Linked DNA regions of Homo sapiens: region 2 is linked to region 1. Evidence: read pairs that join two places in POLR2A ChIA-PET (ENCODE). Cell type or tissue: B cell. All regions are shown on one strand. Each heading gives the region's core, and the rest is flanking DNA. Links, peaks and the distances in the headings are about the cores only.

Region 1 (5,000 bases), core at 1-5,000:
AAAAACTATCAACTGTCACTACCAGAAGAGGTACATTTGACCAAAGGCACTGTATGTAATGAACATGGTAGCAATGAAATAGCTTGAAAGACATAAAGTTTAATATTACACAAGAATGAACAGTTTAGGAAAAAATAAAAACCTAAGAGCCAACCATGCTGGGTAGGACAAACAATCAGAGATGGAGCATGTTATACATTACATAAATTAATTCATGTATTAAATAAACATAGGCTCATTTCTCCCATACTAATCACTGACAAATTTAAAGACATTTAGTCTCTTGTAGACAACACAGTAAAAATGAAAATAATCAATGTTAAGGTCCATCATACTTGGGAGAATAAACTGAGGTTACTACTCTGTCGCAGCAAATCAAAATGTAAGTTTCATATATTACTATAAAAATATTGCATAGCAGAGAATGCAGCATATAGTTGATACTAAAATGGTAACAGCAAAAACACATTAAGCTATATCATCAACCTTACTAAGGAACACGAGGCGGCACAAATGAAGTACTGAATTTGCCTATCAAATGTAAGATACTAGCAGGCAGATCTAATAGCTGGCTACCTTAACATCTAACAATAAACTAAAGTTAACAGACACCTAAATCAACCTCAAAATACTGCCATTGCTTGAACATCAACACATAGAACATATCAGCTCACAAAGGTAGGGCATTCTTTGAATATAGTAAACCTAGATTTACAACTGGACGTAAGAATTTTTTTTTTTAAGACAGGCTATCTGCTGCCCAGGCTGGATGCAGTGGTGTGATCACAGCTCTCCGCAGCCTCCTACTCCTGAACTCAAACTCCTGAGCAGCTAGGACTACAGGTATATGCCACCACACCTAGCTAATGTTACTTCTTGTAGAGACAGAGTTTGCTATGTTGCCCAGGCTGGTTTTGAACTCCTGGCCTCAAACAATCCTCTTTCCTTGGTCTCTCATAGTGCTGAGATTACATGCACAAGGCACCCTGCCTGGCCAAAAAAAAGGATTATCCTACTAAATATAGTAAGTACCCTACTAAGTATTGCTGTGAGTAAGCACTCACAGAAATGCACATAAACTGGGTGGGGACAGAAATGCTCTTAAATTCAAAACTTTCTGCACATTGGATAGACATACTAAGTCAAGCAAAATTTGAATAGGCCAAGATGCATGCAAGATGTTAAAGCTGTGTTATAAAGCCTGGATTTTAAAGGCAGTTCAGAGGAAAAATACTTAGGCCTGTATGATTAATATGAACACAGAAGATCCTGCCATGGTAACTAAGTAATCTAGTACAAATTAAGAACTGAAGTAATTAGCTAAAGGAGTAGCAAAATAGCAGACAAAAGAGGAAAACAGAATTTGCCTATGTGGGAGCATCTGAATTATACTCATGAGATTTTAATTTATTGATGTAACTAAGTGACAACATGGAGAAGCCAATGCCACTGAAAGAAGAATTACTCATTCCCCAAGAGAAGGGGAAATACAGGAAAGCACTAGGTTTGGTCAGGAGGCAGAGGGAACAGGGGAAAATTAGGGCCCAGAGCCTTTATTGTGTTTTCCATGGGAAAGGCAAGGCAGGGGAAACAAGATGGCTAGTTTGAATAATGTCAGTGGGCTTTGGATTGTAGGGGTGGCCTCTAGTTGTTTGGTACCTGGCTGTGGGTGATCAGGGCGGAATATTGGCTTGGTGTTTAAGAGTTAGATAAGGGAGGTAGTTAAGTGCATGGACTCGGGATTACATGTTTTTGTATATAAAAGGCAGGCTCACTGATCAGCTGTTTACTATCTCTAGGAATAAGCTAGCTCTAGGAAAAAGGGCAGTCTCTCCTCAGCCAGTAAGGCCCCCAAAGATGTCAAAACATCATAAAATATACAATTATTTTTAAAAGATTAATATGGGGAGGAGAGGAGTTGAACTAAAAAGCTAAAAAAAAGTTTAAGCCAACCACATAATTCTACACTTAAGAGCTGCATTCATTCACATCAAAGATATAGCCACATTAAGGGCCAGGCACAGGGGCTCACGCCTGTAATCCCAGCAGTTTAGGGGGCCAGGGTGGATGGATCACCTGAGGTCAGGAGTTCAAGACCAGCCCGGCAAACATGGCGAAACCCTGTCTCTACTAAAAGTACAAAATTAGCCGGGCATGGTGGCATGCACCTGTAATCCCAGCTACTTGGGAGGCTGAGGCAGGACAATCACTTGAACCCAGGAGGTGGAGGTTGTAATGGGCCAATATTGTGCCATTGCACTTCAGGGCAAAAAGAGTAAAACTCCATTTCAAAAAAAGAAAAGCCACATTTAGACAAAAAGTTTCCCCTGTCCAAATATCTAATATTTTTAAAACCTGAAGTATGGGAGGCAAGGGGCAATCATTAAAAAAAGAAAATACCAACAGCAAATATTTGATGGTTTTACTATATGCTAGGTACCATTTGTTTTGCAGAAAACACTCCAGCTCTGCAGGTAAACCTAGGTTCAAGTTCTTCATCTATCACCCACTAAGTGTAACCATGAACAAGTTACTTAATTTGTCCCAGCATCTTGCAGTGTATTTGAAATAAAGTGAGAAAATTCATGTAACGTGCCAACCCAGCAAGCATATAGTACACACAAATGAAACAACTGTCTCCTTACTAAGTATATACGTTCAATGTTAAGACTCATTAAAACTCAGAGTATAGCCCGGGTGCAGTGGCTCATGCCTGTAATTCCAGCACTTCGGGAGGCCGAGGCAGGTGGAGCACCTGAGGTCAGGAGTTCGAGACCAGTCTGGCCAACATGGCTAAAACCCCCATCTCTACTAAAAAACACAAAAACTAGCCAGGCGTGGATCCCGCCACTATACTCCAGCCTGCATGACAGTGCAAGACTCTGTCTAAAAGAAACAGAAACAAAAAAACCACAAAACCTCAGAGTACAGTCTTATTACCATACTGCTGGTAAACATTAGCTGTTTACCATTACATACTTTACCTCCTTTAATTATAATACAAAATAATTCCCATTTTCTAATGAGGTCCAGACATGAAATACATTTGCTCAAGAGATACACAGGTAAAAAATGTGGGAGTTAAGCTGAGAATACAGGTTCTCCAACTCTGAAAATTGTTCTCTCATTGTACCATCTTCCTTTTTTTTTTTTTCCTGAGACAGAGTCTTGCTCTGTTGCCCAGGCTGGAGTGCAGTGGTGCGATGTTGGCTCACTGCGACCTCTGCCTCCCAGGTACAAGCAATTCTCCTGCTTCAGCCTCCTGAGTAGCTGGGATTACAGGTATCCACCACCATAGTGTCTAACCTTTTATATTTTTAGCAGAGATGGGGTTTCACCATGTTGGCCAGGCTGGTCTCGAATTCCTGACCTCAAGTGATCCACTTGTCCTCCACCTCCCAAAGTGCTGGGATTACAGGCATGAGCCACCACACTCGGCCCCATCTTTCTTTAATCACAAATTTTAAAATGCAGGGCTGGGTGTGATGGCTCACACTGTAATCCCAGCACTTTGGGAGGAAGTGGCAGGAGGACTGTTTGAACCCAGGAGTTCAAGACCAGCCTGGACAACATAGTGAAACTCTGTCTCTACGAAAAATTGAAAATTAGCTGGGTATGGTGGCACAGACCTGTAGTCCCGGTTACTCAGGAAGCTGAGGCAGCAGGATCGCTTAAGCCCAGAAGGTTGGGGCTGCAGTAAGCTATGATCATGCCACTGCACTCCAGCCAAGTGACAGAATGAGATCGTTCAAAAAAAAAAAAAAAAAAAAAAAAAAAAAAAAAAAAAAGCAAAAGCAATATGGTTCCATTTACATAAAGTTCAGAAACCAGAAAATTAGGGATTAGGGTTGCATAAATAAGTTAAAGATTATTAATAGGTTGTTAAAGGTTAATATTAATAAGAAAGTTAGTAAAGAACAAAGAAATGATTACCATAGAAGTCTGGGTAGCAGTTACAACTAGGGAAGAGGGAGTTATAATCAGGAGGAGGCACCTGGTAAGTTCCTGGGAGTATTGTTATTCTATTTCATAACTTGGATGGTGTTTATAGACAGTGATCGTGCTCTTTGTATTGTCTAATACATTTCATAATCAAAAAGGTTAAACATCAAGAACTGTACTGTGGACAAAAGAAATAAGAAGTTATCAATGATAATTCTCCTCTTTCCAGTACTTTCTATTATACAATGAGCATAAGAAAACATGTAAGAAGTTTAACAGTGCCACATGCTCAGCTAAACTGTAAAGGCTTACCATCATCATTCTAAACAGTCATTATTTAGTCCAGGATGACAGCCACTTGAAAGTACGATCTTTCTGGCATCATAAAAAGCTTCCATACACAAAAACCAAAATTAAAACGAACTTAGGTTCGAATGTCCATCTTGCTTCAGAAAATTAGTTCCCAATCTAGACCCAGTGTGATTCAATTTATGTTAAATGCACATATAATGTGAATGGATGGACCCAGCCTCTGTACAATCTTTCATAGGCTCTCCATATGTAGTAGTGGTATCTAGTTTCTTGCAATAACATATGAAAATATCTGAAACTGGTTAAATATTGCTCAGTTATCAAACAGAGCAAAATAATGATATTGAGCAATAAATAACTTCAGATTAAAATTTCTTTTTTTTGAGATGGGGTCTTGCTCTGTCACCCAGGCAGGAGTGCAGTGGCGCGGTCTAAGCTCACTGAAACCTCCACCTCCTGGGTTCAAGTGATTCTCCCGTCTCAGCCTCCCAAGTAGCTGGGATTAGTCGTACGCCACCACAGCCAGCTAATTTTTTTATTTTCAGTAGAGACGGAGTTTCACCATGTTGGCCAGGATGGTTGCAAAAGCCTGACCTCAGGTGCTCTGCCTGCCTCGACCTCCCAAAGTGCTGGGATTACAGGTGTGAGCCACTGTGCCTGGCCTAAAATTTCATCTTAACATACTGTTTAAATGTTTACCTATGCCAGTTTTGAATAAAGTTAATTTGAAAATTCATCTTTTGTAC
Region 2 (5,898 bases), core at 466-5,465, 340 kb before region 1:
CAAAGTGCTGGGATTACAGGCATGAGCCACCACGCCCAGCGTAAAACTGTTCTTTAAGAAATCCCTCTGTATGTCAAGCAATTACTCTTGAGTTTTTAAATTTGACAGTTCCATATGTTTGTATATTACCTAAAGGAAGACAAACCTGCATGCCTGGTGAAGGACTGTGAACCCAACAGAGGACTGTAGACTGTTTTTTCATTGTATTTTGTTACATTAATTTCAATGTCTAGGGTGGCCAGGCACGGTGGCTCACACCTGTAATCCCAGCACTTTGGGAGGCTGAGGCAGGTGGATCACTTGAGGTCAGGAGTTCGAAACCAGCCTGACCAGTATGGTGAAACCCCGTCTCTACTAAAAGTACAAAAATTAACCAGGTATAGTGGCATGCGCCTGTAGTCCCAGCTACTCAAGAGGCTGAGAAAGGAGAATTGCTTGAACTCGGGAGGCGGAGTTTGCAGTGAGACTCCATCTCAAAAATAAATAAACAAATAAATAATAAAAATAAATAAAATAAATGCCTAGGGTTTGGTTATGCATTTGTATCCAAGCCCTTAAAATGGAAATAACTTGCCTAGGTCTCTTCCCCCAATCTTACTGTATTATACAACCAGTAACACATCTACAATACCTATACTTTTTTTTTTTTTTTTGAGACAGAGTCTCACTCTGTCGCCCAGGCTAGGGTGCCATGGTGCGATCTTGACTCACTGCAACCTCCGTCTCCTGGGTTCAAGCAATTCTCCTGCCTCAGCGACCTGAGCAGCTGGGATTATAAGCGTGCGCTAACACACCCAGCTAATTTTTGTATTTTTAGTCGAAACAAGATTTCACCATGTTGATCAGGCTGGTCTCGAACTCCTGGCCTAAGTGATCTGCCCGTCTCAGCCTCCCAAAGTGCTGGGATTACAGGCATGAGCCACCACGCCTGGCCTATGAATACCTATACAAATTAAACTGACAGATTAAATGGACAATCAAGTGTAGCTCATTTGGTAAAATACCTTTAACTTTTAAATAATCATAAACTATAACATCAACAATGACACTGGCATTAAATAAATAATTTGTCTAAAGTATCTGCTTTCGTTTTTTAAAAAATGGTAATTTATGGTAGCATTTGCACATTGTGGCTGGGCACAGCCTGTAACTCCAGCACAATGGAAGGCTGAGGCAGGAGGATCGCTTAAGCTCAGGAGTTCGAGATAAGGCTGGGCAATATAGGGAGACCCTGTCTCTCCAAATAAAATTAAAAAATTAGCCAGGTGTAGTAGTGTGCACCTGTAATCCCAGTTACTCAGGAGGCTGAGGCAGGAGGATCACTTGAGTCTGGGAGGTCGAGGCTGCAGTGAGCCATGATCTCACCACTCCACTCTAGCCTGAGTGACAGAGTGAGACCTTGTCAAAAAAACAAAAAAGAAAAAGAAAAGCCAGGCACTGTGGCTCACACCTGTAATCCTAGCACTTGGGGAGGCCGAGGTGGGTGGATCACCTGCGGTCAAGAGTTCGGGACCAGCCTGGCCAACATGGTGAAACCCCATCTCTACTAAAAATACAAAAATTGGCCAGGCATGGGGGTGGCACGCACCTGTAATCCCAGCTACTCAGGAGGCTGAGGCAGGAGAACTGCTTGAATCCGGGGGGCAGAGGCTGCAGTGAGCCAAGATGGCGCCACTTCACTCCAGCATGGGTGAAAGAACGAAACTCCATCTCAAAAAAAAAAAAAAAAAAGTAAAAGAAAAAAAATCAAAGAAAATAATCTGTGCCAGGCGCAGTGGCTCACACCTGTAATCCCAGCACTTTGGGAGGCCGAGGTGGACAGATCACTTGAGGTCAGGAGTTCAAGACCAGCCTGACCAACATGGATAAACCCTGTCTCTACTAAAAATACAAAATTAACCAGGCGTGGTGGTGCATGCCTGTAATCCCACCTACTTGGGAGGATGAGGCAGGAGAATCGCTTGAACGCAGGAGGCGGAGGTTGCGGTGAGCCAAGATCGTGCCATTGCACTCCAGCCTGGGCAACAAGAGCAAGACGCCGTCTCAAAAAAAAAAAGGACCAGTCTGGCCAACATGGTGAAACCCCGTCTCTACTAAAATACAAAAATTAGCCAGGCATGGTGGCAGGCACCTATAATCCCAGCTACTCAGGAGGCTGAGGCAGCAGAATTGCTTGAACCCAGGAGGCGGAGCTTGCAGTGAGCCGAGATCGCGCCACTGCACTCCAGCCTGGGCAACAGAGTGAGACTCTGTCTCAAAAAAAAAAGAAAAACAGACTGTTCTCCTACGAATATTAATTTAGAAACCTAACTCATTTACTTTCTAAATCCTTATTTTTATGTAACTGGATTGATAAAGGGAGAAGGCAGCCAAACAAGGCCATTCCAACAGTTTCCAAAATTTGCATTTCACAGGAGTGTTAAGTTCACACTGAAAGCCTGCTGGGCTTGCACTGTCTCCCTCAGGGGGGCTGGAATGGGGAGAGGCTTCCCAACACCTGCAAGAGCTACTTGAGTCTCCCAGGTAGGTCACAACCCCTTGGGCCTGCTTTGGCTTCCTGGCAACTACCATGCAGGTCACCCATTGAGGCCCTCCAGCACTCAGCCTGGGCAGCGAGCCCCTCACCAAATACTGGACTGTACTGCCCCTGCACCCAGCTGTGGCCTGGACCAGCGCTTTCCAGCAATTCTACATTGTGACTTTTATGAGATTATCCAGCCTATTTAGTCCTATCAGAAGGACTCATGGGAGGCCATGGAGACTACTCATCCTTAGTTTCAAACATAAAAACTAAGCCTTAAATTTGAAATACTGGCCGGGTGCAGTGGCTCACACCTGTAATCCCAGCACTTTGTGAGGCCAAGGCAGGTGGATAACCTGAGGTCAGGAGTTCGAGACCGGCCTGACCAACATGGAGAAACCCCGTCTCTACTAAAAACACAAAATTAGCAGGGCATGGTGGCGCATGCCTGTAATCCAAGCTGGTCGGGAGGCTGAGGCAGGAGAATCACTTGAACCCAGGAGGTGGAGATTACAATGGGCTGAGATCGTAACATTGCACTCCAGCCTGGGCGACAGAGCAAGACTCTGTCTCAAAAAATAAATAAATTAAAAAAATTGAAATACTTAGAAAACATATTTCAAGACAATTTAATACGCAAACTTTCCAATTATTCCTAAAGATTCACAATCAGGCCAGGTGCAGTGGCTCACACCTGTAATCCTAGCACTTTGGGGGGAGGCCAAGGCAAGAGGATCACTTGAGCTCAGGAGTTTGAGACCAGCCTGGGCAACTTGGAGAGACCTCATCTCTTAAAAAAAAAAAAAAAAAAAAAAAAAAAAAGATTCACAGTCGGGCGCAGTGGCTCACGCCTGTAATCCCAGCACTTTGGGAGGCCAAGGCGGGTGGATCACGAGGTCAGGAGTTTGAGACCAGCTTGGCCAATATGGTGAAACCCCGTCTCTACTGAAAATACAAAAATTAGCTGGGAGTGGTGGCATGCACCTGTAGTCCCAGCTACTCTGGAGGCTGAGGCAGAAGAATCACTTGAACCGGGGAGGCAGAGGTTGCAGTGAGCCAAGATTGCGCCACTGCATTCCAGCCTGAGCGACAGAGCGAGATTCCATCTCAAAAGGAAAAAAAAAAAAAAAAAAAAGGATCAAAATCGCAAAAACCATATACGATACCGGCTATATTGAAAAAAAAAAAAAAAGACGTTGAAAAACATCAAACACAATAATCTGACCATCCTTGCTTTTTTCATTATTAATGAATGCAAGAAATACTATTTTAGAGAATTATGGCAATTTGCACATTTTTTGTTAACTACCTGTCAAAAAAAAAAACAAACTTGAGGGAAATGAATGTGATGTATTATCATGCCATATGCAATCTGTGACACTGAAACTTGGAAAAGTATTTGTTGATCATGTATTCCCTCAATCCTGATACCAATACACAGCTTCCTTGACATGAAATACACAGATATTGACATGTATTTTCAATATCTACAAAATGAAATAGGAAACCATAAATCCAAACTGATAAGTTGACAGCTTGACAAGTTTAATTTCCCCAAAGTCTCAAATATTTAACCAACTTATAATAAAATTAAATACAATCATGATATAAGCACAAAGTCAAGTCATAGTCTGTTACCCAACATTTTTCCTTGATTTACAACACACGGGGTTCTTTTTTTTTTTTTGGTGTTTTTTGTTTGTTTGTTTTGTTTTTCCTTTTTGAGATGGAGTTTCACTCTCGTTGCCCAGGCTAGAGTGCAATGGCACAATCTCAGCTCACTGCAACCTCCACCACCCAGGATCAAGCGATTCTCCTGCCTCAGCCTCCCAAGTACCTGGGGTTACAGGCATGCCCCACCATGCCCGGCTAATTTTTGTATTACTAGCAGAGAGGGTTTCCTCATGTAGGCCAGGCTGGTCTCAAACTCCTGACCTCAGGTGATCCACCCGCCTCAACCTCCCAAAGTGCTGTGATTATAGGCATGAGCCACCGGGCATGGCGTAACACATGGTTTTAATAAATACATGACCAAACCCTCATTAATGTTCACAAAAATAAATTCTATCTAGACTACATTTTGTCTAATTCATAATTTTTCTTTGTTGTTAAACAGCAAAACAAATGTGTCCATTGACCCTTTCTCCATGTGCTTGCTCTTGGAGCAGGAGGCATTGTCCATCTACACAAACTCCTTCAGTAGCATGATATTGAGATCTATCCTCATTGACAACTCTTTGAGTACTGACGTCTTATTAAAAAGAACCTTCTTATAAAAAAAAGTCTTGCATTTGCTTGGTTCTTTACTGTGCTTTAACATATGTTACTTCATTTTCATTCTTAAAAGTTCTCTGTGATGTTAGTTAGCAGGCTGTGATTATTCCCATTTGAGAAATGATGAAACCAAGACTTAGAAATGGAAATAAATTTTCTAAGGTCAAACAGCAAATAGGTGCAATGAACTGACTCCAAGTTTTGTATCCCGGACCCAGATCCCAAATATAACTGACCTCTTTGCTAGGCTCTCCAGCTGCCAAAAAAGAAAAGAGAAGAGAAGAAAAAAAGGAAAAAGATCACACCAAAGCCCACTAAATAAGGAACAAATCTTCTCTCCACTAGATAAACAATTCTGATCAATTTTTAAGAAATGTATGACATGTTATTTAAGATGTTCCAGATTGCATGGAAAAAAAAAACAGCAAGCTTAGAAATCCTTTCTTAAGAAGCCTAAAATGAGTAACAAAACTTAAAAACGACCCAAGAAAACTGCAAACCAGCTTCACTTAAGAGTATTGATGAAAATTTCCTTTTTTAAAATGAACAAACTCCAGGCCAGGTGTAGTGGCTCACGCTTGTAATCCCAGCACTTTGGGAGGCTGAGGTGGGTGGATCATTTGAGGTCAGGAGTTCGAGACCAGCCTGGCCAACATGGTGAAACCCCGCCTCTACTAAAAATACAAAAATTACCCGGGCATGGTGATGGGCACCTGTAGTCCCAGTTACTCGGGAGGCTGAGGCAGGAGAATCACTTGAACCCGGGAGGTGGAGGTTGCAGTGAGCAGAGATTGCATCACTGCACTCCAGCCTGGGCAACAGAGTGAAACTCCCTCTTTAAAAAAAAAAGAAAGAAAAACAAAAAGTGTCAAGATCATGAAAATCAAGACCATGAAGATCAAGGAAAAAAAAATCAAGATCATGAAAATCCTTCTCAAATCCATATTTGAGATTGAAGGATGCTTAAAAGACCTACAACAAGAATACATATTGCACAATTCTGGACTGGATACTTTTGCTATGAAGAACATTAATTACTATAACAAATAGTGAAATATGAAGAATCTAAAAATTAGATGATAGTAATGTATCAGTGTTAATTT

The links. ChIA-PET counts read pairs that join two places held together with the same protein. Peaks named below come from ENCODE experiments on the same cell type or tissue, not always from the same donor. Only the 100,000 strongest peaks of a DNase experiment are listed, where the experiment ranks them.
Region 2: POLR2A ChIA-PET joins it to region 1 with 9 read pairs; 2 of 35 experiments call an interaction of 5 or more read pairs at or near these places.

What each region holds. Positions count from the first base shown.
Region 1 is chr9:6,427,322-6,432,321 of GRCh38, reverse strand. The region is part of intron 2 of UHRF2 (ubiquitin like with PHD and ring finger domains 2); the gene reads right to left. Among named protein-coding and RNA genes, the nearest start is that of UHRF2, 17 kb to the right of the region's middle. RefSeq lists an enhancer at 2,997-3,116. In B cell, for the core only: no CTCF peak of the experiment used is centred there; a DNase peak (open chromatin) is centred at 2,891; H3K27ac peaks cover 1,535 bases.
Region 2 is chr9:6,768,526-6,774,423 of GRCh38, reverse strand. The region is part of intron 1 of KDM4C (lysine demethylase 4C); the gene reads right to left. Among named protein-coding and RNA genes, the nearest start is that of KDM4C, 14 kb to the right of the region's middle. RefSeq lists an enhancer at 2,297-3,270. In B cell, for the core only: no CTCF peak of the experiment used is centred there; no DNase peak of the experiment used is centred there; H3K27ac peaks cover 696 bases.